Linked DNA regions of Homo sapiens: regions 1, 2 and 3 are each linked to region 4. The links are chromatin loops, found by intact Hi-C in ENCODE. Cell type or tissue: mammary epithelial cell. All regions are shown on one strand. Links, peaks and the distances in the headings refer to the core of each region. The heading gives the core; the rest is flanking DNA.

Region 1 (7,559 bases), core at 918-5,917, 180 kb after region 4:
CAAAATATTGTTAATAAAGAAAACACAACAGGTGGTGGTGGGGTGGAATATGGGAACTCTCTGCCCAATTTTTCTCTTAATCTAAAACTATTCTAAAAAATAGTCTATTATTAATAAAAATTTAAAAATTGTTCAACTGAACAGTTGACTCTAAGATCAAAGATGAACAATTTTTATAAACCTTACTGGAACAATTTTAGATTAACAGAGAAATCACAGAAATAGTACAGAGTTCCCATATACCACACACTCAGTTTCCCCTATTAATATTTTACGTTAGTATAGTACATTTGTTACAATTAATGAACCAATATTGATATATTATTAGTAACTAAAGTCCACAGTTTTTTCAGATTTCCTTAGTTTTCACCTAATATCCTTCTTCTGTTCCCGGATACCATATTATATTTAGTTGTCACACCTCCCTAGGCTCCTCTTGGGTGTGACAGTTTCTCAGACCTTGTTTTTGATGACCTTGACAGTTTTGAGAAGTACTGGTCAGTATTTTATAGAATATCTCTGTTGGATAGGCCTGATGTTTTTCTTATGTGTGGAGTCGGTTTTATGGGTTTGGGGAGGAAGGCCATAGAGGTAGTGCCATTTTCATCACATCATATCAAGGGAACATACGATCAACATGACATCACTGTAGTGTTTGTGTCAGGTTGCTCCACCATGAAATTCCTCTTCCTCCCCCTCTTTCCATGCTGTTCCTTTTGGAAGGAAGTCACTATGTGTAGCCCACACTTAAGGAGTGGGGAGCTATGTTCCACCCTCTTGGGAGCCAAGTATGGATACAGTTATTTAGAATCCTTCCACATGGGAGATCTGTCTCTTCCTCACTTATTTTTTTTAGTTGTTTATTTATATCAGTATGGACTTGTGCATAGTTCATTTGTACTTTGGGTTACAGCCCAGTACTATATTTTATTGTTCAGACTGTCCCAGCTTTGGCCATTCAAGCTCTCAGTAGGCTCCTTTGTTCCCTTGACATACCCCACCCATTATGGGATTTTTGCTGGGGGGAGTTGTTTTTGGTTTGGTTTGGTTTGGTTTTCAGCATTTCCTTACTTTCCAGCACTACCAGATGCACCAGGATCGTCTTACTTATTTCCTGCCCTAATCCTAGGAACAGACATGTGTCCAGGGAGCCTTGGTTTCTTTTGTTAAAGAATAACATTAGAAACTGAGATCTAGGCACTGGGTTTTGCATACATTTTTAAAGCCCTCCGTTCCTGGACTTGTGCCTTGACTGGGGCAGAGTGCTGCCCTCTGACTGTATATCAGAATCTTTTGTGAGACTTGGCTTTTAAAACTCCAGAATCTGTATCTTCAAGGACTCCATATGATTATGAATCACCCCAGAAAAAAGAATCACTCCTCTAAGGTAGCTGTGGTCATAGTTAAGATGCTGGATTCTCACCAAAATAACCACATTAGCATATCTCTGAGTTCATAGGGGTCTTTACTCAGTAGTAAAAACTGTGGAGAATCCTCCTTCTTCCTTGATCAGATGCAGTTCTCTAAGCTTGTACAAATGTCTGAGTCAGAAGGAATATTGACCAGCTTTCCTGGAATTCCAGGTTAACACTTTTCAGAAACCTGTTGAGCTTTCTCTTGGTGTTCAGTTTCCAGTTAAACACCAAGAGTGGTTTATACAACCCTGTGAAAAGGCAAAGAGAAACACTAATAAAAAATTTATTAAAGGAAAATTTTAGTCAGAAATACAGAGTTGCTGATTCAAAACATGTCTATAAAAATGTTTTAAATAAATAAATGTGATAAATAAAAATAAATTTGAATAGTAAAGTAAAGTTTAAAATCTCAGTGTAACTGAAATCTTTATGGATTAAGTAATACAATGTCTGGGATTTGCTTCAGGATAATCTGATGATGGGGTAGGGGGATGATACAGATGAAAGAAATTTCCATGTATTAATAATTGTGGCAGCTAGGTGATAGGTACACAGGGATTTGTTATATATTCTCTCTACTTTTGCATATGTTTGAAATAAAACCTGTATGTAAAAATTTTAGAAATAAGGTATTTAGTGAATTTGTTACCACATACCCTTGACCATTCTGCTAAATTTGGCATTTTTATGTCCTCAGAAATATACCTAATATCCTTTCAGGTCCAAGTATCACTTGAATAGCATAATTACAGTTCAGTTAAAAAAAAAATTCAGGGCTGGGCGTGGTGGCTCATGCCTGTAATCCCAGCACTTCGGGAGGCCTAGGCAGGATCACTTGGATCACTTGAGGTCAGGAGTTTGAGACCAACCTGGCCAACATGGTGAAACCCCGTCTCTAATAAAAATACAAAAATTAGCTGGGCATGGTGGCACACACCTGTAATCCCAGCTACTCAGAAGGCTGAGCCATGAGAATCGCTCAAACTCAGCAGGCGGAGGCTGCAGTGAACCAAGATCGTGCCACTGCACTCCAGCCTGGGCAACAGAGTAAGACTTTGTCAAAAAAAAAATAATAATAATAGCAAGCATGAGAACAATTTGTACTTGTTTGTTTGTTTGTTTGGCGACTTGCTAGGTCGCCAAGGCTGGAGTGCAGTGGCATGATCTCGGCTCACTGCAACCTCCACCTCCTGGGTTCAAGTGATTCTCCTGCCTCAGCCTCCTGAGTAGCTGGGATTACAGGCACCCGCCACCACACCTGGCTAATTTTTGTATTTTTAGTAGAGACAGAGTTTCACCATGTTGGCCAGGCTGGTCTGGAACTCCTAACCTTTGGTGATCCACCCACCTCAGCCTCCCAAAGTGCTGGGATTATAGGTGTGAGCCACCACACCGGGCCCTGTACTTTTAATAAATGATTTTTTTTTTTTTTTGAGACGAAGTTTCACTCTTGTTGCCCAGGCTGGAGTGCAATGGCGTGATCTCAGCTCACTGCAACCTCTGCCTCCCAGGTTCAAGCGATTCTCCTGCCTCAGCCTCCCAAGTAGCTGGGATTACAAGCATGTGCCAAGACACTCGGCTAATTTTGTATTTTTAGTAGAGACGGGGTTTCACCATGTTGGTCAGGCTGGTCTTGAACTCCTGGTGATCCACCCGCCTTGGCCTCCCAAAGTGCTAGGATTACAAACATGATCCTGACCCTAATAAATAATCTATTGAGCATACCATGTGTGTGCATTGGGCTAGGTTCTGGAGACAACAGTGAACACAGCATGCTACTTGCTCACAAATAGTTGAGTTTATTAGGGACAGACAGGCCAGTAGGCAGTTCTATGAAAGCGTGGGAGGAGCACAGTAGCGGGGTGGACCTGGAGCTCCCAGAAGGGCTCCATCATCCACAGAAGTGATGTGCATGTTGAGTGAGAAAGAAGTTCCACAGTTTCTAAAAGTATTAGGGAGCTCTGTGTTTTTTAGGTTTGGGGTTTTTTTTTTCTTTTTTTCTTTTTAAATTTTAGATTCGGAGACCCATATGCAGATTTATTACAAGGATATGTGGCCTGATGCTGAGGTTTGGGTTTTCATTGATCCCATCACCTATATAGTGAACAGGGTACCCAAAGGAAGTTTTTCAGCCTTTCCCTGCCTCCCTCCCCTCTTTTGAGTACCCAGTGTCTGTTGTTCCCTCTGTATGAGGGAACTCTGTGTTGAACTTGAGTCACTGATTTATGTTCTTCAGTACTAGAATATACTCAGTTTTAACGTTTTCATTTGATTATGACTATATAGCAAACATTCATCAACTCCTTCAGGCTTTCTTTTCCTCATTAAATTAATCATTATGCAGGAGGAAGTTTCATGACTATGTAATTTGAAAATATACCCCTAGTATTAATTTTTAGGATCCCACCTCTGACAGATATAGAGAAGGTGCTGGGATTGAAAGGGAATGGCACTAACATTTATTAGTACTAGTGCCAGCAACTTACATATCTTATCTAATTTTTCTGCCAGTCCTCTGAGGAAATAGTGTAACTTCCATTTTAATAATGAAGAAACCTAGGTTCAGAGAAGGCAATTAACGTGGCCCTAGAGATAAGGCCAAAACCTGAATCCAAATACATCTGACTCCAAAATCCATGTTTTTTCCATTATATCTTACTGCTACTTCTGCACCTGTAGTCTTCAAAACATTTTGCCATATACCCCCTAAAATCAATTTGAAAAAATTGTGTACCTCTGTCATTAAGTCTTCTCCAAAACTGCTATTTTGAAATGTCATTTTATTTGCTGCCTTGGGAGTCTTTACACTCGGAGCAATAAGCCATGACTAGATTGGTTTGGGGGAAAGATATGCCTTTCTTCTGTAAAATGGCCAAAGTACTGTTGTGGAGACAACAACAGAGCTTCCACCTCCTGTGCATCCCTTGGCGGGTCAGGTTCAGCAAGGGGTACCTGTGAAGCTGAGGATGTGCCTAAATTAGACTTCCATAGGCAAACCCCTGTTTGTTGCACCAAAGCAACCTCCCCTCCATTCAGAAGATAATGCTGACAGTTTTACCCTGAGATATTCTTTCTTCTCAAACACCTTTTTTTTTTTTTTTTTTTTTTTTGAGATGGAGTTTCACTCTTGTTGGCCAGGCTGGGGTGCAATGGCGCGACCTCAGCTCACTGCAACCTCTGCCTCCTGGGTTCAAGCGATTCTCCTGTCTCAGCCTCCGGTGTATCTGGGATTACAGGCACCCACCACCATGCCCCACTAGTTTTTTTGTGTTTTTAGTAGAGACTGGGTTTCATCATGTTGGCCAGGCTGGTGTCAAACTCCTAACCTCAGGTGATCCTCCCCCGCCTCGGCCTCCCAGAGTGCTGGGATTACAGGCGTGAGCCACTGCACCCAGCCTCAAACACAAATTAAATACATACCTCTCTTTAACCTAAATAGAAAAACCGTAAAGCCCAGATTGCAAGATTTTTAAATACAATAAGAATATCCTGAATTATAAAACTGCTTTGCTAAAGCCTAATCCAGGATTTATCCTCCTAGAGGACTACAAGGAAAGCACAGCCTTGGGAGAGATAAACATTTTGACAAAACAATGATAAAATTCCACATCCTAAAAAAACAGAAATGACGAAACATGCCCTCCTTGATTGAGAATAAGAAGGAAGGGCTCTAACCTTTTTTTTTTTTTTTTTTTTTGAGACGGAGTCTCTCTCTCCGTCACCAGGCTGGAGTGCAGTGGCGCGATGTCGGCTCACTGCAACCTCCGCTTCCCAGGTTCAAACAATTATCCTGCCTCAGCCTCCCTAGTAGCTGGGATTACAGGTGCGTGCCACGACGCCCAGCTAATTTTTGTATTTTTAGTAGAGATGGGGTTTCATCGTGTTGGTCAGGCTGGTCTCAATCTTGTGACCTCGTGGTCCACCCGCCTTGGCCTCCCAAAGTGCTGGGATTACAGGCGTGAGCCACTGTGCCTGGCCAGGAAGGGCTCTAACTTTTAAGAATTACAAATCAGAAGATTAGGCTGACACTGCTCTATGATTTAAGGGAAAACAATGAATATAAAAGCAAAAAAGTCACATAAATCCACAAAATGACCCAGGACTTAGATTTTTTTTTAATCCTTAAATTGCCTCCTATGCAGCTTTCTTTCTGACATTTTTACACATCCCTAATCTTCTCTCGTTATTAAGATCCCTTTCCTAATGCTGCTAAGGAGACAATCCTGCTTTCTACATTTCTGCAGAGATGCTATTTCTGAACCTTGAAATGCTTCGAGATTACAAGTACATAAACACTTCATCTTAAAAACCCTCAGCATGCATTTTTAACATGGGACTTAGAAAATAAACCAACTGTGATAAATCAGTTCCATCATTTCTGTCCTGTCCATTTGGCTTTCGTGAGTTTTTCATGTGACATGTAAGTCATCCTCCTAGGTTTTTCACTATGAAGAACATTGTACTTAAAGACTTTGTGACCTTTATGCCACTTGGCACTGTATTTAAATGTGAGTATTCTATGAGAAGATTCTACTGAAAACTGGTGTTGGTATCCTCCATCTGGTAGGCATTTGCTATGGTTTGAATATGGTGTGTCCCCAGAAAATCTTGCTGAAGCTTGGTCCCCAGCGTAGAGGTGTAGGGAGGTGGTGCCTTTAAGAGGTGATGAGGTCGTTAAAATGGATTAATCTCCTTCTGACAGGAATGGATGAGTTCTGGAGGGATTGGGTTAGTTTGGTGATAGGGGGTTGCTAGAAAGCGAGTTGCCTCCTGTGTTTGGTCCTTTTCCACATGCTTGCTTCCCCTTCCACTTCCCTGCCATTTGTGACGCAGCTCGAGGCATCACCAAAAGCTGAGCAGATGCCAGTGCCATGTTTCCTAGACCTCCCAGCCTCCAGAATCAGGAGCCAAATAAACTTTTAAAAAAATGTTTCCCTGTCTCAGGTATTCTGTTTTACCAACACGAAATGGACTAAGCGTTACATAAATACTTACTGTTTGGTTTAAGCTTGCCTAAGTATATATGCATTCATAAGAACACTGACAACATTTTTTAAATAAACTAATTAGTTAAGGGAATATAAAACACCTCCAAAGATAGAGGAGCATAACACAAGTCTGAGGTAACACTAAAGCTTTCTATATAAGGTTGAAGCAATTGACATACCATTTAAGGTGTTTCACTGATGACAGCATAAGCCTGCCCTGGTCAGCAACATTCACTAACACCAGGGAAGGCATCAGAGGAGGTGTTCTTCCTTTGTTAGTAGGGCATCGGCAGCTCTGTGGTTACTCTTCTAAAAAGGGTTGTTTTTTAAAGCACTGGAATTCAGAGGTGTAGGCTGGACATTGCTTGCCAGTTTTTCTTTGTGCACAAGTAGTTGACCACTCCATCCCCTCTTCTAAGAAATAATGGTGGCACACAGGGCATTGAACTTATTAACACCAAAATCTTACCTGCTTACCACTTGAGTTAGCATACTCTGCTACTACATCTAGTCTGTACACTTTTTTTTTTTGAGACAGTCTCGCTCTGTGGCCCAGGCTGGAGTGCAGTGGCAGGATCTCGGCTCACTGCAACCTCCACCTCCCGGGTTCAAGCGATTCTCCAGCTTTAGCCCCCTGAGTAGCTGGGATTACAAGTGTGCACCACCATGCCCGGCTAGTTTTTGTATTTTTAGTACAGATGGGGTTTCGCCATGTTGGCCAGGCTGGTCTCGAACTCCTGGCCTCCAGTGATCCGCCCGCCTCGGCCTCCAAAAGTGCCAAGATTACAGGCATGAGCCACCACGCCCAGCCAGTCTGCACACATTTAAAGAATATTTTCTACATCAGTCTTGAGAACAAACATCAGCCTCATGGAAAAGTGCATAGCAGATGAGCTTCTAACAGGGTTTATCCGCTTTTTCATTTTTAAAATCTATTTTGTCAGGTAATCTTACCAAAAAAGGCAGCCTCCCATGAAACTTAGTCCAAGCCCCATTGCTTTCATCCATCTGGCCGGACTTCAGAAATGTCCAGCTTGTCCTGAAGAACATGGAGACTCCTCCCAACACGCTCAACGTTTTGAATTGGTCTTTGTCATTTTGCGTTTCACTGCAATCCATACCACCCTGCTCCTGAGGACCTAAACTTGTTGGGGCA
Region 2 (7,559 bases), core at 1,508-6,507, 530 kb after region 4:
CTGTTCAGGAAATCAGGGAGTCAGTTCAGAGCTAATATGGCAGCTCCACAGTGCCAGGGTCCCATACCCCTTCCACTTTGTTGCTCTGCTGTGCGTGGATTAATTTCTCAGCATCATCTCTTGTCTAAGACTATTTCTGGGGATCCAGCTATCACATCTGAATTCCAGCCATCATGAAGCAGGAGGAGTCAGAGAAGATAACTCCCCTTTTCACATTTCTGTTTACTTTTTGCTGTTTTGACAGAACTTTTTATTTTACTTTTTGTTGTTTCTGTTTTGACAGAACTTAGTCAAGGGGCCTTATGCAGCCACCTTACCTAGTCTCTTTGTCCAGGTGGCCATGTTTACCAGCTAAACATCAGAGGTTTTATTGCTATACTGGTTCTCACGCTATGGCGTGCATCGGAATCACCGGCAAGACTTGTTGAAATACAGATGACTGGCCCTCATCCCCAGTTTTTCATTCAGTAGGAGAATAAGAATTTGCATTTCTGACAAGTATCTATGTGATGCTGATAATGCTGGTCCAGGACCACATTTTGAGACCCATTGCTGTAAAAAGGGAGCATGGCCAGATACAGTGGCTCACACCTGTAATCCCGGCACTTTGGGAGGCTGAGGTAGGAGGATGACTTGAGCCCAGGAGTTTGAGACCAGCCTAGGCAACATAGCAAGACCCCCATCTCTACAAATAATAATTTTAAAAAATTATCATGCGTCTGTGGTCCCAGCTACTCAGGAGGCTGAGGCAGGAAGATCACCTGAGCTCAGGAGGCTGAGGCTGCAGTAAGGCTTGATTGCACTGCCACACTCCAGTGACAGAGTAAGACCCTCAGGTGACAGAGTAAGACCCTGTTAAAAAAAAAATGAAAGAAAGGAAAAAAAAAAAAAAGCAAGCATGGATATTGAGGGAACACTCTCTGATTTGGACCATGATATGGACTTTGATCATTTACATTTTTTGTACTGAGACAGACTATGCTTTCTTTTTTTTTCTTTTTTTATTTTTTAGATGGAGTTTCACTCTTGCTGCCCAGGCTGGAGTGCAGTGGTGCAATCTTGGCTCATTGCAACCTCCGTCCCCTGGGTTCAAGCGACTGTCATGTCTCAGCCTCTCGAGTAGCTGGGATTACAGGCACCCGCCACCATACTCGGCTAATTTTTGTATTATTATTATTTTTTTTAAGTAGAGATGGGGTTTCACCATGTTGGCCAGGCTGGTCTCGAACTGGTGACCTCGTGATCCACCGCCTCGGCTTCCCAAAGTGCCGGGAGTACAGACATGAGCCACCGCGCACGGCAAGACAGACTGTGCTTTCTTAGATCAGGTATCTGGTCTTTGAGATGTCTGTTCTGGGTAGCTTTATGCAATTTAGTCAGTTTTGTATAAGGTCTGTTTTCGTTATCTTACTGCTATGTAACAAACCACCTCAAAGCAAAGTAGCTTAAAACAGTCATTTGCTTATGACTGTGGATCTGCAATTTGAGCAGGACTCAGTGGAGCTCATGCTGGGAGTACAGGCATGAGCCACCATGCCCGGCGAGACAGACTGTGCTTTCTTAGATCAGGTATCTGGTCTTTGAGATGTCTGTTCTGGGTAGCTTTACACAATTTAGTCATTTTTGTATAAGGTCTGTGTTTTCGTTATCTTACTGCTATGTAACAAACCACCTCAAACAAAGTAGCTTAAAGCAGTCATTTGCTTATGATTCTGTGGATCTGCAATTTGAGCAGGACTCAGTGGAGAAGTCTGGCCTCTGCTCTTCATGTGGTGGCTGGCCTTGACTGGATAGAAGGATCCAATATGGCCTTCCTCACATGTCTGGAACTGGCTGTCAACTGGGGCACCTCGGTGTTCTTCTAGGTGACTCTCTAGCAGTACAGCAGTATACCCTGGACTTTCTTACATGGAGGCTTGGAGCTCCAAGGGGGCAAGATAGAGGTTCTAAAGCTTCTTTAGAAAGCCTAAGCCTAGCAATTAAACTGAGTCCTTTCTGCTAGAATCTCTTGGTCGAAACAAATAATGAAACCAGCCCAGATTCAAGAGGAGAGGAAGCAGACTTCATCTATTGATGGGAGGAGTGGCAAAGTCACAGCAAAAAAGAGCATGCAGTGGGGAGGGATTATTATAGCTATCTCTGCAACAGACTGCCACAGTCAGAAATGAGAATGCCAGTATTACAGTAGGAACCTCATATAATTGTCATGTGGACATAGACCTATCATTTATTGGATTTTATCCCTATCAGGACCAAAGTGTAATTTGGATAAAACACTTCCAAAATATTTTGGTTTACTAATAGAAGTGTGGCAAGATCAAACAGGGTTTTAGAAAGGTTTGTTGGTTATTGAAAAAATGTTTCCATTTCTTCACTGATAAAAAAGTTCAAAAATGGGGACAAGTTGAAAATAAGTTCATAAATATTTTTCTGCTGGTCTTCTTTAAATACATGAGTATTTTGATTGAAAGTTGATGTCAACTTTTGAAAGTCAGCATTTAAAAAAATAATGTTCTACCTATGCAATGTGAATTTCCACATAAAAGAGGTCATGTTTATAGTCTGTTTTTATATGTGGTATAATTTAGAGTATGAGAAAGAGACTCCTCTTTCCCTCCCCCATCCAATGAAATTTTTACCAGTGCCTGAAATATTACCAGGAGTGATTCACTATTTGTTTCAAGCATTGCTCACTTTCACTGGGTTTTAACATAGCAAATATTTCTTGGAAGGAAAGGACAGGAAGTAGCACTGTGGTATGAATAATTTAGAGAAGCATTCTTTCTGAGGTTCCTGGGTGTCTTTGGAGGAAGGCGGTTCTGAAAGGCAGGAGGTGGGTGTGGTGGAGCAGGGGAGGATGAAGAATGTGGGATAGAGGTACTGAGCCCACATTTCTCTACCTCACATAGCCTGCTGCTTAGGAGGCATGATTAGGCTGATGTGATTCTGAACCTACTTTTTATTTTGGATAGAACATATTGTACCTATAATATGGTATTCATGCTCTCTTTGTGTTTTTTCCTAAACACTTTTCCACAAAGGGTATTTATTTACCCTTAAAATTTTATCTCCAGTAATGTGCTTTAGGGCCTTTCTCTTATAATAACTTTTAGCTTTTGTGATTTTCCTTTGGAACTAAATATCCCTTTGAGCCTGTCCTTTTCATCCTATTTTCCAAGGTCTAAGACACAGTCCTGGCATTCTAGGGGCCTCTGAAATTGCTGGTCCACTGTGGGAAAATCCCGGCTTGGGCAGAGTCAGTGTTGTTTTGTTCGCCAGGTGTTGAATAGACTGCAGAGTGAAGCTGCCTCACAGCCTGTGTTTTCCTGGTTTGAATAGCAAGCTTAGTTACTTCATTGACTTTCTTAAGGGTACCCGGTTCCTCCTTTTAATTTATGCCTTTACCCAGTGAAAACTAAATCCAACTCAGAAACCCCTCATAATTTTATTCTAGGGAGTTACTTTTGTTTGAGGAGCTAATATAGTTACAGGACTGTGATTTTATTATTCCCACAGAAAGCAAAAAGCACGAGCCTGTTCTGCGGTTCAGATGAAAAGCTCTGTGACTAACAGGATTCTTTCTTCCTTTCTTTCTTTTTTTGGGTTCCATTTCTCTCATTAGCTGCCAGGTCGTTTCATGACAGTTCTCCCAGCTGAAGTGATTTATCACGTAGAGTGAAGAAGTGGGAACTGTGTCGTTTCTTTTTACCCCCTGACAGTGGGGCTTCTCCTCCTGCTGTCAGGGCACGCCAACAGCCCATTGCTTTGGTGGTATGGGCTGAGGAAAGGAAGCTTGACTTGTAACTATTGCGGTTCTGCAGAAGGCCCTGGCATGTAGGGCAGTGAGCCAGTGGCTGCAGTCTGCCTCCTGGTGCTCCCTCCTAAAGCCAAAGGCTCTTGGAAGAAAAGACTTAGTTTTGCAGCCAAACTAGAGGTGGAGGTCTTTCTGCGGTAGTCATGGTAATCTACTCAGTATAGATTTTATAGTTAAGCAGAGGCTGCCGTAAGGAAAACTGGGGCCAGAGCTGGACGGGCATTTGCCTCTTGAAAGGCTCTGCCTGTGGCTCCTCCTCCACCCCCAGCTGGCTGATAGGATCCCCAGGAATATCCACAGGCTGTTGAAGGCTCCTCGGTGTTAGTGTCCCATCCTGTCTTCCTTAGTCCCTCTTTTCTCCCCAACCATTTCATATTAGCAAGCACATTTTTTTTTAAACTTTTAAGTTCAGGGGTAATAGGTTACGTAGGTAAGCTGCAGGTTTGTTACACAAGTAAACTTGTCTCATTTCATCACCCAGGTATTAATCCTATTAGGTATTTTTCCTGATCCTCTCCCTCCTCCCACCCTCCACCCTCCAATAGGCCCCAGTGTGTGTTATTCCCCTCTGTGTGTCCGTGTGTTCTCATCATTTAGCTTCCACTTATAAGTGAGAACATGAGGTATTTGCAGTGTGACGAATCCAATAGTAGCTTACAGTTATGACAACAGCTGAAGAAGCTGGTGATAAAGGCATGTTTTGTCTTGATGTCAGTTAGAGGTCTACCTGAAAAATAGGTGAGCCATAGACAGTGAATAAATCAAACAAGTGCAAATTTGATAACAAGATGGACCAATAAGTTGTCAATAAGTGGAGAACAAATGTAATACAATTCCTGGTATTCTCTTGGAGAAACCTCTGCTTATGAGTCCTCTAGCTTTCAGCCTCTGTGCCTGGGCTCCATCTATATATCTAGACTCATCCCAGTTACTGAGCCAGTTATGACAAATAGGGAATATGTCAGTATACCAGAAAAGTATAATCCAGAAAAGAGAAACCCTGCTGAGCATTTGAAACAGAGGGAATATGCAGGGAACTGGTTATACAGGAGACAAAAGAGCTGAGAAGCCAAACAATGGATGGTGAGATAATCCAAAGAATTGTGATAGCAGAAAACCAGTACCACTTCTAAACTGGAGGTCAACAGGGAGGAGGTCGTATTTTTTTTTTTTTAAACCGAAGAGGAGGCACTAGGGTCATCTGTTGGGAGCTGGAGCCAGAGAAGAGATGCTGAGATACTGCCCAAGGCAGAGAGGGAGGAGGAAAAATATCCTGGGAAATACAGCTTGCAGTGGTCAGTCTCCTGGGACCCAGAGAACAGCAGCAGAGCGTGAGGACTGGCCCAGGCAGGAAGCCCCATGCAGTGTGTGCATGGGAGGGAGGGAGCTCAGAATCGAGTCTTGGCTGGGGGTGGACCTTGTGTCCACAGTTCTAGGGATGACTACTGCCTGCTGTGAAATCTACCAGTGGCAGCACCTTCTGTCATCACGAGGTCTGGTAGGGTGTGGTGGCTGAGAGAACTGTATCGTTCTTGATAGACATGTGGGTCCCATGGACATAAGCATTTATTCAAAACTAAGTGAGCTATAATATTTAAATTATACCTTGATAAAATATGTATTAACACACACGAAAAGCATCAGGCTCTGGAGTCACACTGTCTATGTTTGCTCCTTATGAGCTATTATGAACTGGACTGTGTCTTCCTCAAATTCATGTGTTGTTGAAGCCTCAGCCCACAATATGACTATATTTAAAGATAGGGCCTTTAAGGAGGTAATTACAGTTAAATGGGGTTCCTAAGGGTGGGACCCTAATCTGACAGGGCTGGTGTTTTTGTAAGAAGAGGAAGAGAAACCAGTGATCTCTTTCCACGAGTGCACAGAGAAGAGGCCATGTGAGGACATAGAAGAAGGTGGCCATCTGCAAGCTGAGAATAGAGGCCTCGCCAGGAACTAACCCTGCCAGCACCTCGATCTTAGATTTTGAACCTCCAGAATGTCAAGAAAATCTATTTCTGTTGTTTAAGCCACCCGGTCTGTGTATTCTGTTATGGCATCTGGAGCTGACTGATATATGAGCTATGTGACTGTGAGCAAAACACATATATTCTGTCTGCCTTAGTTTCTTCATCTGAAAAATGGAGATGATAAAAGTTCCCTCCTCATGGGGTTTTTGGCAGAATTCAGTGAAATATAGTTTAAAGCACTTGGCATGTAGACATGTAGTAAGTATGCCATGTAGCTTTTACTATTCATAAGCCTGAATTTTTGCCTCAGTATCCCTGCCCAGAATCTGGGTCTTCCCTGTAAATGGATGCTGCCTCCCAATTCTCTAGCCCCACACAGGATTTTGCCAGTCCCCTCTCTTGCTGTTCCTGGCACACTCCACCTTTCATTTCGGGTTCTGCTAGCACCACTCAGAACTGTCACCTGCTTTCCTTTTAGCTGTTTGCACTCCACTTGCCAACGTCATCTCCACCCTGAGATTGTCATGTCCTTATGATTATGTGCTTTGACCTATCTACCAAGTGGCTCATGGCTGAGCCAGCCTCTGTATCCATTTCCCATAACCCCATTCTCTCTGGTCCTGGTTCCATCCCATCAGCTTGTGTGCGTAGAATGGTACCCCATATTTCCTGCTTCCTTTAGCATTTAGGCTTTTTATACAGACTCATTGACCTGTGGCAACTCTAGATTTTTCTCTCTAGAAATGTATTGGGTTGGAAAGGGGCAAGTGGATAAGCTTGTTTTGAAGCTGCAGTTGCAGAGCAAGATTGCTGGTTTAGGTTTTGTTTTTAAATTTACGTCATAGGCTTACTTGGGTTGGATTTTAGGGGAAATTATCTGTGCACGTGGGGCCGTGGTCACAGGCCAGTTGGATACAACTTCCCAGCATCAGTCCTTCACTCAGCAAATTGTTACTGGTTTTATGTGGGCATTGGGACCTGTGGTTGTCTATCTGAGGTTTGTTGGGTGGTTTGCAAGCAGTGGTTGTCAAGTTTTCAGTGATTCCCTATGTGTATTTTCCGTTGCTGTATACCTCAAACTTAACAGCATCAAATAACACACATTTATTATCTCAGAGTTTCTGTAGTTTTTAGACTTTTAAAATTGCAAAATGATACAAGCTCATTATAACAAGTTTAAACATTGAGAAGTTTACAAAGTACAAATGATACATATGTCCTCCTTACTCCCCTCTATTCTGACTCTCCCCAGAAATAACTACTGTCAACTGTTAAGTGTATCCATTCCGATTTTTTCTATGCTTAGATGAAGACACATTCACACTCATGCACCCACTTTTTTCCCCACTTTTTTTTTTAAAACAAAACAAAACAAAACAAGAATGGCTCTTACTTAAATTAGGCAGGACTCTTGTTTGCAAGTGATAGAAATGCTGTGTGAAATATCTTAGGCAAAAAGAGGAATTCACTGCCAGAAGAATTTAAATCACAGGACTCTCTCTCTCTTTTTTTCTCTGCTTCTGTCAGATCAGCACTGTCCACAAGCTAGAACTGTGGTCACCAGGAGCTGCCTAGCTGACACCCTCAGGCTTCCCCATACGGAGAGCTTGTTCCTCTGCCTTCTTTTCTACATAAAATATTCCCAAGGAGGTCTTCAATTGGCCTCATGTATCATGGGCTGGGTGCAGTGGCTCATGCCTGTAATCCCAGCACTTTGGGAGGCCGAGGCGGGCGGCAGATCACCTGAGGTCGGGAGATCGAGACCATCCTGGCTA
Region 3 (7,559 bases), core at 1,655-6,654, 61 kb after region 4:
CGGCTATTTCTTGCCAGTTAGGTACCATCGTGGGATTCTACTACTTTTATTTTGTTTAATTTGAACCAGAAGACTGTCAGTCCCTGATCTGTGTGGTTTCTTGTGCCCTGATCTGTGTGGTTTCTTGTGCCTGCCTTCTTATAACTAATTCTAATCAATACTTTGCCTCTCTTTTCCTTTCTAGAACACAAGCAGACATTCCCAAACATTCTAAAGAAGGGTTACCTGGAGATTAGAAAGGACCATGACAGTTACTGGCAAAGCTGTTATGCAGAACTTTCACCTTACAACTTATACTTCTACAGCCTCGACAGCAGTGGGAATCAAAACCTTTATGCCACGTACCAGCTTTCACACTTCCAGAGCATATCTGTTTTAGGCAACCTGGAGGCCAGGATGGTGGATACTGTTTTGTATGACAACACTCAGCTACAGCTAAAGGCAGAGTCACCATGGGAGGCTTTGGACTGGGGACAGAAGCTTTGGGAAGTAGTGCATGCTGCTGTGCCCGGTTACATGGGGCGGCAGAATGAGCTGACAATCTCACCAGGGCTTGGCCATCATGATGACTATACACAGAATCATAGTTTCCAGAAGAAAACCAGTGGGCTGCTGCCACCGTCCCCTGTCCTGGACAGCTCCAAACAGTACCAAAACATCCTCAAATCAGGGACTCTCTACAGGCTGACTGTCCAAAACAACTGGAAGGCATTTACATTTGTGCTGAGCAGGGCTTACCTTATGGCTTTTCAGCCTGGCAAGCTAGACGAGGATCCACTGTTGAGCTACAACGTGGACGTGTGTCTGGCTGTCCAGATGGACAACCTGGATGGCTGCGACTCTTGCTTTCAAGTCATTTTCCCCCAGGATGTCCTTCGCCTCCGAGCTGAGACCCGACAGAGGGCTCAGGAATGGATGGAGGCTCTGAAGATAGCTGCCAATGTGGCGAGGAGTTCAGAGCAAAACCTGCAAGTCACACTGAGGAACAAACCCAAGGATCAAATGGGTGGGCATGAACTCAGGAAGAACAAACGCCAATCTGTGACTACCAGCTTCCTGAGCATTTTGACGACTTTGTCTTTGGAACGAGGACTCACTGCTCAGAGTTTCAAATGTGCAGGTATGAAGCAGATTTTCAGCCTATAGCTCATTAAAGAACAATCCTGAACCCCACAATTGGAATTCACTTTAAAAATCCCCTTAATAGGCTAGTCACAGCTATCTCCTGTTTATAAAAAGTATCTCTCCTCGAGAAGCTTACTGTATTAAAACATCCTATATTAAATTACTATATTAAAACATAAGGACAACCATCTTTATCCCATGCTGTTGAAGTAAATAGAAGCAGCTATGATATATCCTGTTGAATCAAAATGATTTGGCTAAAGCTTAACCAGACTAGAATTTAGGTTTCCTGAGTCGGCTGTGATTCCATTCCCTCTGCTTTCTTGAATAAAGGTCACTGTGAATATGGATGTCACAAATTGTCTCATAAGAAACATTCAAGTCCAAAGCTGACTACTAAAACTCCTTAGGCAAGGAAAATGGCCACAGTCAGTAACTGTCATTGATCTTGACCTTGTCAAATCGTCTTAAGGTGAAATCTAGAAAATCAGTCTTGACAGAAAATGTGGGGGTGGCTAAAAGCGGAGTAAATGATGATTCAGCAGATGACCACTGAGTCACTATGGGCTTATGCCCATCATGGGGAAGCCCAGGCCTTCTGGAACTGCTATGTAAGGATGAGATGCAAAGTGGAGTTTGAGGTCAACAATCTTATTTTGTAAAAGCTTGTTACTTCATCTTTCCTCTACTCCCCATTCTTTCCACCTTTCCTGAAACAGTAAAATTACCAAAAAAAAAAAAAAAAATTGTGCCAGGTGCAGTGGCTCACACCTGAAATCCCAGCACTTCGGGAGGCCAAGGCAGGTGGATTACTTGAGGTCAGGAGTTCAAGACCAGCCTGGCCAACATAGTGAAACCCCATCTCTACTAAAAGTGCAAAAATTCGTCAGGCTTGGTGGTGGGTGCTTGTAATCCCAGCTACTCAGGAGGCTGAGGCAGGAGAATCACTTGAACCCAGGAGGCAGAGGTTGCAGTGAGCCAAGATTGAGACTGCACCACTGTACTCCAGCCTGGGCGACAGAGCGACACTCCATCTCAAAAAAAAAAAAAAAAAAAAAAAAAAGCTTTTAAAACCTCACTGAACCCGATCTAGATATCTGTTATAAACTAAATAAAATTATTTTCCTTCCATTAAACCCCACAGTTTGTGACATTAAATTTACCATGAGAATGGCTTTAAATGGAAATCTGATTTGGAAGGTTTTAATTCAAGTCTATTAGGTTTAACATGTTGTTTAAAAATCATCAAGAAGCTCACCACCAGCCAAAACCACATTTAAAATTTTGTCCTTGCTCCTGCATTGAAAAAAGCCAAATAAAGGTGGCCATTGAAAACCCACGTTTTGAACTTAGGTTAGTTATGATGCTAGTCTTTTCTATGGAAAATAAATTACCCAGAGTGAGGACTGAGTGAATCATCCTTGCTTTGACTCAAGGGCCTCAGTGATTGTGGACCAGAAACTTGCAGAGTGGGATCAGAGAGACCAGAAACACTGAGCCAGTTAAGAAGCTCTACTAGACTGGGCGCGGTGGCTCACACCTGTAATCCCAGCACTTTGGGAGGCCGAGGCGGGCGGATCACAAGGTCAGGAGTTCGAGACCAGCCTGGCCAATATGGTGAAACCCCGTCTCTACTAAAAATACAAAATTAGCCGGGTGTGGTGGTGGGCGCCTGTAATCCCAGCTACTCGGGAGGCTGAGCAGGAGAATCGCTTGAACCTGGGAGGCGGAGGTTTCAGTGAGCTGAGATTGCACCACTGCACTCCAGCCTGGTTGACAGAGTGAGACTCCATCTCAAAAAAAAAAAAAAGAAGCTCTACTAGTTTATATATATGTATCTGTAGGTATGAAAGACCTGTGTTAAGTCACCCAGATACTTTTGGAAAATGGTTTTGAAATGATGAGATACTAGTTTTAGCAGTTTTTTAAAAAAATAGAAATTACTGACATTTCAGTGTCTTATACTAGTACATATATTTTTAAGTTCAGACATTCAATAATAATTTACTAAGTGCTTACTCTGGACATCCTGGAATTATGGTACACTTCCGTGGCTTTAGATTACAGACGTGGTCAGCAAATCTGTTGTGTTATTGGAGTAAGGAAGAACAGCTCAGCTTAGTTCTCAAGATGTGGAGATTGGAGTAGCTGAATCAAGAAACTTTCTAGTAAAAGAGGGAAGAAAAGCCTCAGGTATTTCACAAGAGGTATTGCCTAATTCACCTCCCTCTCAGAAGTGTGCCTTCTGATGGAGTGTGCACTGCCCATGCTCTGCACTGCATTCGTAGCATTCCTGACACTCAAGAGGAAGGAGAAATGTAGGTAAGAAGGTGCCATTCAGCAAGCTCATTCGCATCCGGCAGCTGGAGAAATGAAATCAGGAAAAAAAGAAAAGTGAGCAAAAGAAGGAGAAGGAAGCTGAGTAGAAAAGAACAGGAAACGTATTATTATAATATAATGGGCAGGAATAGAAATTTCTGGCAGCTGCCTTAGTTAGGTTCCATATGATAGGATGCTTCCCTTTGCTGTCTAAATTTTGTGCTCACGAAATTTGGCTTGTGGAGGATAGGTTGGGTAAGGGTAGTAGTACGGAATCAGGGGAGGAAGGCAGTCTAAAATTTATTTGCACTGCTTGACTTTTAACTTTGTGCTTTGGTTCGGAGTTTTAACGAACGGGGCAGAGAGAGACAGGTTTCTAATTTGGGACAGGGAGAAGTCAGTCTTATTTTGTATAGTGTGGCACATTCCAAAAAAAAAGAAAAGAAAGAAAAGCTGTTCCATTTATATGCCCTTTCTTCCCTCAGAAAGTGCTGCATTCAGTTGCTTTGTGATACTTGTGGTTTACCAGGTTGTTTTTCATACCAGCACTTGAACTCTGGTTTTCTTTCTTTTTTTTCTTTTTTTTTGAGATGGAGTTTCGCTCTCGTTGCCCAGGTTGGAGTGCAATGGCATGATCTCGGCTCACTGCAACCTCCGCCTCCTGGGTTCAAGTGATTCTCCTGCCTCAGCCTCCTGAGTAGCTGGGATTACAGGCATGCGCCACCACGCCTGGCTAATTTTGTACTTTTAGTAGAGATGAGGGTTTCTCCATGTTGGTCAGGCTGGTCTCAAACTCCCGACCTCAGGTGATCCGCTTGCCTCAGCCTCCCAAAGTGCTGGGATTACAGGCGTAAGCCACCGCCTGTGCCAGGCTGAACTCTGGTTTTCTAGGTAAGAATACTTTATTTCCTGATCTCCTGTAGGGGGCAGAGTCTCAAAAGAAAAAGGCCAAAACCTGTTAAGCAAACTTCTGAATGTTTTTTAAATTACCTGGGAGACTGTTCATTATATCAGAGATTATTATAGCAGATGGAACGTTAAAAATTGATCTGTGTTTCTCACAAACACAGTTAATCTAAACCAGCTGCTTCTTCCTTTTGTACCTATGTCTTCTAACTTTGCATCCTCATAAAAACACACCTTCAGTGAAAAAGCTGGTGGCATAGCATGTTGATCTTCCAAAATGCCAAAAACTTCAGCACATTGTTTTTGATGAGTTTTGGCTTTACGTATTATTTTAAGGAGAGGCTAATTCACTGTATTTCATGGTTTTAGTGTGCCCCTTTATAAGTTTTTATGTCTACTTAGTTCTTCCCCCTTTAAATAGTTTGGATGAATAAACTTTAGAAGTGGAAGATTGTATGGAGTAGCTCTTTGTTATGATGTCATTTACTTGCTATTCAGGGGAGCCACAAATGTTGGCTTTTAAATCTACAAAATAGTGCAATTGGCCTTATTTCATTAAATTATTTCTGTAAGTGAAGAATTTTCTATATCCTTCTTTAAAATTTAAACAGCCCTGCAGAAAAAAATGGACCATGGTTATGCAAAAATGCCTGAGGTTATGGTTTTAAAAATATATGCTGATACATAACGGTATATTTCTTAAATGTGTACTTGATTTTTGATAGTTGTATCTGATTATGTGTGACTGTTCCGTGGCTTCTTCTGCAGCTCCAGGGTTGCACTGAGCTTAGGAAGCCCCAGCCATAGTGGTCTTCTTTTTTTTTTTTTTTTTTTGAGACGGAGTCTCGCCCTGTTGCCCAGGCTGGAGTGCAGTGTTATGATCTCGGCTCACTGCAACCTCCGCCTCCTGGGTTCAAGTGATTCTCTTGCCTCATCCTTCCTTGTAGCTGGGATTACAGGCGTGTGCCACCAGGCCCGGCTAATTTTTGTATTTTTAGTAGAGACGGGGTTTTGCCATGTTGGTCAAGCTGGTCTCGAACTCCTGACCTCATGATCCACCGCCCCCCCGCCCCCCGGCCTCCCAAAGTGCTGGGATGACAGGCGTAAGCCACTGTGCCCAGCCTTATAGTGGTCTTCTTGCTGTTCCTGGAACCTACTATTATCATGCCTACCTCTAGGACCCTTACACTTGCTAGTTCTACTTCTTGAAATTTGAAAACTTAGTTGTTTCATTCATTCTGTCATTTATTGTGTGCCCAGAAACTTGGATGCACCTAGATGGGTCAGTGCTGGAGGAAAGCAGACATGGTCCTTGCCTTCATGAAATTTGCAGTCCACTAGGGAAGACATGAATCAAATAATCACATCAGTGAATGTCAAAAGGCAGCTGTGACAATTGCTACAGATGTGACGCCCATGCATTGGGTTAGAGAACTCTCAGAGATGGTGCCAGGTAGAACTATGTGAAATTGCAGATTTTTCAGTCATTTTTGACCTATAAAAGTAAAGACAGTTCAGATTACATTTTATGTTTGACCCTGAAGTCACAGAAGGTTCTTGAGCAGAGAAGCACATGATGGGAATGGTATGTAGGAACAGTTAATTTGGTGGTACAGCTTTTCGGGGACACCTGTAGCAGCAAATGAGGCATGCTTCTTCGGTGAAATTACTGGTTGAGGTTTAAAATTGTGTTTGGCAATGGGGAATCTGTGGTGCTATAGTATTAATGCTAAAACAAATGACTATACAGCTTATTAAAATATTTATGAAGTGTGTACCTGTATGTGATTCTATATTAGGTTATTCACAAAATGCCATATAAATTAGATTAAGGCAATAGCTCTTTTTTTTTTTTTAGTTAAAAAAAGTTTTAATTGACACAATATACATCTTTATGGGGTACATAGTGATATTGCAATACATATGTATAGTGATCAGATCAGGGTAATTAGCATATCCATTATCTCAAACATTTATCATTTCTTTGTGTTGGGAACATTCAGTATCTCCCTTCTAGGTATTTGAAACTACGTATTATTGTTAACTATAGTCATCCTATAGTGCTATTGAACACTAGAACTTATTCCTCCTATCTAAGCAGCTCTGTTTTCTTTAGGAATTTGACATTTGTACCTACCTATTTGCACTTAATAGATACATAGTTTTCTTGGCACTAGCACACACAGATATTTTTCCTATAATTTCCTAGCAATCAAGAAACCTTGCAATTGAGTACTATAATAAAAGGGCCCAAGGACTTGTTTCTGAGTGTGACAAGAGATGCAAAGCTCACCTTTGGAAGTGTTCCTTGTATGACTGTTTTGTAATCTGGAGATGAAATTGGATGGCCCACTGTAGGGCAGTGTTCCCAATTCTGAACTGAATTTGAACATGTTAACAGCAAAGACAGCAAGAAAAACAGTGAGCCTGGGGGATCCCCTACACCATTTTCACTGTGTCAGATTTTATGGTTTTACTCCTTGGCTGCTGTTTAACCTCTTGGGACTGCTGTTGGTAATTACATCTCTCTGGCATTAAGAGCTTTTTTGCTTTTCTTTTTTTCCCTCCAACCCTTGGGAGGGGTAAACCCAAGAGGTGGTGGGGAGAAGTTTTGCTGTGAATTCTTCAGCCATTTAGTGCAAATTCCTGTAATTACCGGCATTGTGTCTTCTCTGAATGGCACATAATACAGCAGAAGCCATTCCTAATTGAGACCTTACAGGAGGTACAAATCCCCTCTTTGTTCAGCCTGACAAATTAGTGCCAGAAAGTGGCAGGGTCTGAGTGGGAATCAAAGGCAAGAAACACAAAGATGGAACTTAAGGCTACAGTAATAACCCTCTCTTGTCCTGGAGGGAAAAAAGTAATGACCAATGAAAAATGAAGTTTTTTTTGTTATAAATTCCCTTGACATGACAGCACCTCGGGGCTGCTCTATTTATTTAGCAAAAGTGATTAAATAGTAATACAACAGGGCTGTCCATTGTTTCCCTGGGTGCCCCCCACCATCACAGACCCCTGCTGCCTGGGCTAATTGATTGACAATGAACCTCTGATAAAGAAGTATGTTGTTAGGACCTGGGGTGGGGGGTGGGGGGGCATTTTCCTCCTCTTTGTGTGTTTGAGAGAGAGAGAGTTTCATTTTTGTTTGAATTGCACTCTAGTTTTTCTTTGCCCCACCCTACCTCCTCTTTCCTCTCCTCTCTCTC
Region 4 (7,559 bases), core at 1,342-6,341:
GTCTCGTGCCTATAGTACCAACATTTTGGGAGGCTAACGCAAGAGGGTCACTTAAGGCCAGGAGTTTTAGACTAGCCTGGGCAACGTCCTATCTTTGTAAAAAAAGAGAAAGACAAATTTAAATTAGCCAGGTGTAGTGGCCTGATCCTGTAGTCCCAGCTATTCAGGAGGCTGAGGTGGGAGTTCAAGGCTGCAGTGAGCTATGATTGCGCCACTGCACTCAAGTCTGGGCAACAGAGCAAGACCTGGTATCTTAAAAATAAAAAAACAAAAGACATGATGTGTGCTTCATGAAAGGGCCATATACGCAAACCAACCCCCAAATGCAGAAGGAACCAAGAAACCAAAGAACAAGGCAGACAAATCCAGTTTGTCAGTAGAGGGTTATTTACTGGGGAACTTATGGACAAAAGGATGGTCTTGGGCAGCTGCCAGACAGGTAGATTTCCACAGTTTTCTCCCAGATATATACCACAGAGAAAGGGTATATGTGCTTTAGAAGGAATGTATAAGGACAATTGAAGTCCACCTCTCAGGAAAAGGGAAGAATGCTATGTGTGTCATAGCCTAAGGGCAGGATTTGATAACATCAAGGGTGTCTTGGCCTAAGAACAGGATTTACAGACAGTATACATAGATAAAAATAGAAATCTTAGAGGCATTCCCCAGACTGGGGTTAATCAGAAGTCAACATGGCAGATTAGCATCCAAGATGGAGTCACTTTTGTCTCCACAACCAGTTCACCAAAATTTGAACAAGGGAGTGTTCTTTCCAAAATGCTCTTTGCTTGTAGACAAATGAGTATGTTTGCCTTAATTGTCATAGACATTTATTTGATTTCTGTTTGAGTATTGCTCTTAGATCTTAAACTGGAAGGATGACTATATGTCCATCACCTAATAAACATTTTGATGTCTAGTATTCCTTTATCTGAAAAACAAAAAAACAAAATAACAACAAATCCTTAAAAATCACTGTTGAAACCCAAGTATAATTCTGAATCCTGATTGTCTTCAACATTACAAATATAAATTGCTCATTAGATCTTCCTATAGACCATCATTGTGCTTGGTATTGTGAAGAGTAGTAAATATAATTCCTAATCCTACACTTTGTGGCTAGGATTCTAATTCAGATGTCCTGATTCTTTTATTTATTTATGTTTTATTTAGAGATGGGGGTCTTGCTGGGCCAGGCGGGGTGGTTCATGCCTGTAATCCCAGCACTTTGGGAGGCCGAGGCAGGTGGATCACTTGAGGTCAGGAGCTCGAGACCAACCTGGCCAACATGGTGAAACCCTGTCTCTCCTAAAAATACAAAAAATTAGTTGGGCTTGGTGGCATATGCCTGTAATCCCATCTACTCCAGAGGCTGAGGCAGGAGAATCACTTGAATTCGGGAGGCGGAAGTTGCAATGAGCAGAGATCACACCACTGCACTCCAGCCTGGACAACAGAGTGAGACTTGGTCTCAAAAAAAAAAAAAAAAAAAAAAAAGAGATGGGGTCTTGCTATATTGCCTAGGCCAGTCTTGAACTCCTGGCCTCAGCAATCCTCCTAGCTTGGCCTCCCAAAGTGTTGAGATTATAGGCATGAGCCACCGTACCCAGTCACAAATGTCCTGATTCTCAATCCAGTGCTTTTTCTAGTATAACAAAGCCTCTCTTATGACATAAGTACCTTATCAAAATCCCACATATATAAAAGATAAAATATTGCATTAAAAGGGTTGATCCCCAGTAGACCCTCCATGCACTGCCATCAGTCCTGGGCAATCAGCTGTTCTCTGGCTCCCCTCTGGCCTCTTTGGCCTAGAAGGTAGCAACCTGGAGGCCCCTCCTTCTAGATCAGGTACATGGGGCTTCAGAATTCCCTGCCCTGAAAGTTGAGAGCCTGCCTCCGGGCTGCATGGGCCTTTTTCCCAGGGTTTGTCATCCTGGGAGCTGACCCAGCTGTCAGTATGTCGTCATAGGCCTGAGGAGTGACTTCATCTGGGGAAGCAGTCGGTGAAGTTAGGACATGGCCGCTGAGGTGTATGCATACACATGTGGGTCCTTGTGGTGCAGGACAGGGCCTAGGCTGGGAATCTGAGGGCACCCATTTGTTTTCTTCCCCCAATCCTTGTAACTATCAGGGGTGTGCCTGCCATTAAGGACCTGTTCTGGCAAGGTGAAACTTCGCTCTTTGAATTTTTCCTGGCAGTTTAGTTTTGAGCACACGTCAAAGTTTTGTTATACTCTGGCTGCCAGGGCAGTTCAACTTGGTTTTTTTGTTTGTTTTGTTTTTCCTTTTTTATTTTTTTGTGGAGAATGGGGTCTCACTATGTTTCCCAGGTAGATCTCAAACTCTGAGACTCAAGCTATCCTCCTGCCTCTGCCATCCTAAGTGCTGGGATTACAGGTGTGAGCCACCATGCCCTGCTACCAGGGAAGTTCAACCCAAAGATTCACTCTTGGTAGGACATTTTGTAAGAAGGGAAAATAGGTCATCATTTCTGATTAAAGTTCAGTATATTCTTTTTTGTTATTTTTATTTTTTGCACTACTCTGCAATATGATATCTCCATTTTGCTGCATGAAATAACAGATTGTTTGTCAGAGGCCAAATATTACTAAGCACTGTTATTAACTCTCAATATGGGCTGGTTGCGGTGGCTCTCACCTGTAGTCCCAACACTTTGGGAGGCTGAGGTGGGCGGATCACTTGAGGTCACAAATTCGAGACCAGCCTGGCCAACATGGTGAAACTCCATCTCTACTAAAAATACAAAAAATTAGCCGGGCATGGTGGTGGGTGCCTGTAATCCCAGCTACTCAGGAGGCTGAGGCAGGAGAATCACTTAAACCTGGGAGGCGGAGGTTGCAGTAAGCCGAGATCACGCCACTGCACTCCAACCTGGGTTACAGAACGAGACCCGGTCTCAAAAAAAAAAAAAAAAAAAAAAAATCTCAATGTGAATTAACTCATTTCAACAACACTTTGAGGTAGATAATATTATTACTATTATTATGTCATCATCATCCCCATTTTACCTATGGATAAACTGAGGCACAGAGAAGTAAAGTAGTTTGTGCAATCCCTGAAAATTAAAAAGCGGTAGAGACAAGATTCTAACCACAGTGCAATGCTGCTTCTATTCAATCTCCTCTGCTTTTCTACCTCTACTTATCCTTTAGGTCAAGCTCAAACCCTCCCTCTTTATAGAAGCCTATCTGAGCAGCTCCATCTGATTTTCTGGACTTCTGGACGTTCCTTTGCCTTCATCCCTCCCTGGATGTTTACTGTTTGGGACTGCTGGAAATCTTTCCAAATTTGTATCTATTAGCTCTACCATCTAAAAGTGAAAGGTCTCAGAGTATATGTTCCAGGTTGAAAAACATTTTTAGGTGAAAAGTGACTAGATTGACAGTTGAGTAGGCAGATGACTGGTTTCCCATAACAAGTACGGTGGACTCTGTGATGTACTGCCCAGATCCCCCATCAAAAAAGGACTTGTTGCTCCAGCTTCCGGGAGTGCTGTCAGCAGATTACCATCAGTGGCCATTCTTCTTAGGGACTGTCTCAAGTTCATAGAGCCACCTTGCCCTAGAGTGGCCCATATCCAATGACTAAGGGATGTGGGAATATAAAATCCTGGCCATCTGGGTCAGTGGTGTGCTGGAGCCAGCTTCTACTGATTCTTAAGGCTTTAATATGTGCATTTCCAATTCTGTGTTCTGTGATGATACATCCAGAGCTTGAAATTAGGCATGGTAGGGATTTTTATATTGTGAAAATCGGCAAACTCTAACAAATCAGAACTTTTACTTTTTCAGAGTCAGTTTACCAGCACACCACTGTTCTTGGTTCTACATAAAAACTATGCTGAAGCCACATCAAGACTGAGACAGTTTTTCTTTTATAATATTTTAACTTTCTGGACGATTCTCTTGTAATCACCCAATGGCTTCTTCCTGCCCACTGCACAGATAAAATCAATATACTAAGACTGTGGCATTGCAGTAGGGAAAGAGTTTAATTGACATGAGGCTGACTCATGCAGAGGAACTGGAGTTATCACTCCAATCAATCTCCCCAAAGGCTGGAAGACTAAGGTTTTTATGGACAATTTAGTGGACAGGAGGCTAGGGAATGGATGCTGCTGATTGGTTGGGGATGAAATCATCAACGTGTGGAAAAAGCTCCTGGTGCACTCAGTGCGCCTCTAGGTGGGGCCATATGACCAGTTGAGTTATGAGTCACAAATCCAGGTGAGGTCAGTCTGAAACAACTACAAACCCAGTATTCGTTTCTACAACAGTGGTGTTATCTATAGGAGCAAGTGGGGAAGTCACAGATCTTGTGGCCTCCTGGCCACATTACTCCTGGCAGTAAAGGATTATAGAAACTACATCTACATTTTACCAGAGTTCAAGCCCCTTCCATAATCCTATTCTGTGGTCTTTCATTAGTCTTACAAAGGCGGGTTTCTGTCCCTGAGCAAGGAGGGGGCTAGTTTTAGGGAGGGACTATTATCATGCTTGCTTTCAAGTTAAACTATAAACAAAATCCCTCCCAAGGTTATCTTGGCCTATGGCCAGAAATGACCAAAGATAGTTTGAAGGTCAGAAGCAGGATGGAGTCAACTATGTCAGATTTCTTTTACTGTCATAATTGAAACCACAAAGGCAGTTTCACTCATCTTTAAGCTGTTAATGGAGGCCTCTGGATAGTACTGACCATTATACAAGCCACCAAGAGTCAATGAACCTCATACCTAGAGGACAGTGAATTCCTTAGTAAATGCTTGTTTTTTCTGTTTTGTTTTGTTTTGTTTTCCAGATGGAGTCTCACTCTGTTGCCAGGCTGGAGTGCAGTGGCATGATCTCAGCTCACTGCAACCCCTGCCTCCCAGGTTTAAGTGATTCTTCTGCCTCAGCCTCCTGAGCAGCTGGGACTACAGGTGCGCGCCACCACGCCCAGCTAATTTTTGTATTTTTAGTAGAGATGGGGTTCCACTATGTTGGCCAGGATGATCTCGATCTCTTGACCTCGTGATCTGCCCACCTCAGTCTCCCAAAGTGCTGGGATTACAGGCATGAGCCACTGCACCCAGCCAGTAAATGCTTGTTGAATGACCACATTCAAATTGCTCTATTAACGTCTTCTGTAAATTCTATCACTTATTCTTGATCTTTCTAGTTTAAAAAGCCTTGGTAGTTGGTGGTGGGGTGGGAAATCATTGAATAGTTAGCTTTGCTAATGGCTTTTCGCTTTTTTTCTGTTAACTTATTTGTAGAAGTGATAGTCAAAAGAGTTAAAGACATATATGGCCTGGCCATCAACTAATCAAAAAGAATCCTAGGCCACGCACAGTGGTTCACGCCTGTAATCCCAGCACTTTGGGAGGCTGAGGCAGGTGGATCCCCTGAGGTCAGGAGTTCAAGACCAGCCTGGCCAACACAGTGAAACCCCGTCTCTACTAAAAATACAAAAATGAGCTGGGTGTGGTGGTATGCACCTTTAATCCCAGCTATTTGGGAGGCTGAGGCAGGAGAATCGCTTGAACCCAGGAGGTGGAGGTTGCAGTGAGCCGAGATTGCGCCACTGCATCCAGCCTGGGCAACGGAGTGAGACTCCGTTCCCCCCCACCCAAAAAAAAGAATCTTGGCCCTAATGTAAGAGCAGGGCCATTTTGCTCTTACATTAATGAAAGATGGGCTGAAATACCCACCATTTCAGCAAAATAGGGTCAGATATTAATCTTTTGTGTGCTGGATCTTAGGATGTGGGAGGTTTCTTGTAAAGAGACCTTAAGATACTTAGAGTGCTTAGAGACTGAAGCTAGTTACCAACCCATATGGAACTGTTTCAATATTTTAACAGCAGGTATGTCCTTGTGGGTGCCTTCCAGCTGAACAGCAGGTTCATTTATACTTTCAAGGAATAACTCTATTTGTGACTTCAATATTTGACATCCCCTATGCTTTTAATTTACCTAAAGAGACAAAGAACAGTAATTACACTATGTTGGTCTTAATAAATATCCTAATCATTTTTACTTGGGCTTATTTTGGGAGATGGGTGAGGTATACTTGGCTTGCAAATTTTAAGCTATAAATAGCACTAAAAATGTTCTGATTAAGTTTAAAACACTTTTGATGAGGTTTTTGTTTTGTTTCTTGGAAGACAGCATTGTTTTTTTGAATCCTGGTTTGAGCATTACTTTAGTAAATGAAGGCTAAAAGGAAAATACTTAATGAAAGTATATAGTAATGGCACTTCCTCATATGATGTTTAACATTTTTTGAGATCATTTTCTAAGTACCATAATACTTGTGGAGGAAAATGCAAAGATGAACAAGATAGGGTGCCTGCCCTGCCAGGGATGCTGAAGGGGATATGATGGGGGAAATTTTGTATTTGTCAATTAACCTCAATAAAGCTGGGAAAAAAATCAATTAATTAATTAAAAATGGGGAACCTAAAGTTGGAAAAGAAGAGTTTCCAGGAGTGGGTTAAAAAAAAAAAAACAGGCTTTCTTGTTGTTGTTGCCACATCTACTGCAAGAATGAAGACCATTCTCAGCAACCAGACTGTTGACATTCCAGAAAATGTCGACATCACTCTGAAGGGACGCACAGTTATCGTGAAGGGCCCCAGAGGAGGCCTGTGGAGGGACTTCAGTCACATCAATGTAGAACTCAGCCTTCTTAGGAAGAAAGAGGCTCCGGGTTGACAAATAGTGAGGTAACAAAAAGGAACTGGCTACCGTTCAGACTATTTATAGTCACACACAGAACATGATCAAGGATGTTACACTGGGCTTCTGTTACAAGATGAGGTCTGTGTCTGCTCACTTCCCCGTCAACGTTGTTATCCAGGAGAATGGGTCTCTTATTGAAATCTGAAATTTCTTCGGTGAAAAATACATCCCCAGGGTTTGGAGGAGGTCAGGTGTTGCTTGTTTGGTATCTCAAGCCCAGAAAGATGAATTAATCCTTGAAGGAAACAACATTCAGCTTGTTTCAAATTCAGCTGCTTCGATTCAGCAAGCCACAACAGTTAAAAACAAGGATATCAGAAAAATTTTGGATGGTACCTATGTCTCTGAAAAAGGAACAGTTCAGCAGGCTGAAGATCTAAGAGTTGTCCAGCTACAGAAACAAGATGCTGGAAGACTCCTAAGACCTATTTGTGATATTTAAATGATGCAATAAAAGACCTTTGATTTTGGGAAAAAATAGGTGTCTGAACTATAAAATGGGAAGAAAGGGGTATGTGGGAGATAAGTCTGGAAAGGTGAAGTGTCAGTCAAGACACTTGCAGTTGTAAATGTCAGAAACCAACACAAACTCCCTTGAGATAACATGGGATTAATTGATAATAGAACTATAGGGTCTAGGAGGTGAGGTTAAGCTCCAAGCCTGAGGAGATCCTGGGACTCAAGCAAGGTCATTTGCTCTTACTCTCCCACCACACCTTCCAACTCCCCTCACACAAAATCTTCATCCCTCCCTTGGTGTTACTCTCCTCTCTCCTGTCACCCTCCTTCCCTTGTTCTGCAGACAGGCATTCTC

What was found. Peaks named below come from ENCODE experiments on the same cell type or tissue, not always from the same donor. Only the 100,000 strongest peaks of a DNase experiment are listed, where the experiment ranks them.
Region 1: a loop joins it to region 4, with 4 times the contacts of the local background. A loop is called at or near these places in 6 of 110 quality-filtered maps.
Region 2: it touches region 4 in a loop (3-fold over the local background); 2 of 110 quality-filtered maps call a loop at or near these places.
Region 3: it touches region 4 in a loop (8-fold over the local background); 13 of 110 quality-filtered maps call a loop at or near these places.

What each region holds. Positions count from the first base shown.
Region 1 is chr2:207,848,707-207,856,265 of GRCh38, reverse strand. All of the region lies in intron 7 of PLEKHM3 (pleckstrin homology domain containing M3), which reads left to right. Among named protein-coding and RNA genes, the nearest start is that of FZD5, 83 kb to the right of the region's middle. RefSeq lists an enhancer at 6,594-7,093. In mammary epithelial cell, for the core only: no CTCF peak of the experiment used is centred there; no DNase peak of the experiment used is centred there.
Region 2 is chr2:207,501,127-207,508,685 of GRCh38, reverse strand. No RefSeq gene overlaps it. Among named protein-coding and RNA genes, the nearest start is that of CREB1, 25 kb to the left of the region's middle. RefSeq lists an enhancer at 5,088-5,147. In mammary epithelial cell, for the core only: a CTCF peak has its summit at 3,898; DNase peaks (open chromatin) are centred at 2,735, 3,265 and 3,805; H3K27ac peaks cover 3,470 bases.
Region 3 is chr2:207,970,212-207,977,770 of GRCh38, reverse strand. PLEKHM3 (pleckstrin homology domain containing M3) reads left to right here. Exons shown (of 8, transcript NM_001080475.3): 3 at 185-1,120. Among named protein-coding and RNA genes, the nearest start is that of PLEKHM3, 52 kb to the left of the region's middle. RefSeq lists an enhancer at 6,713-7,246 and a silencer at 7,312-7,559. In mammary epithelial cell, for the core only: a CTCF peak has its summit at 4,378 (motif pointing right); no DNase peak of the experiment used is centred there.
Region 4 is chr2:208,030,945-208,038,503 of GRCh38, reverse strand. It overlaps the pseudogene RPL9P14. Among named protein-coding and RNA genes, the nearest start is that of PLEKHM3, 9.2 kb to the right of the region's middle. RefSeq lists an enhancer at 4,254-4,313. In mammary epithelial cell, for the core only: a CTCF peak has its summit at 4,204 (motif pointing right); a DNase peak (open chromatin) is centred at 4,163; H3K27ac peaks cover 537 bases.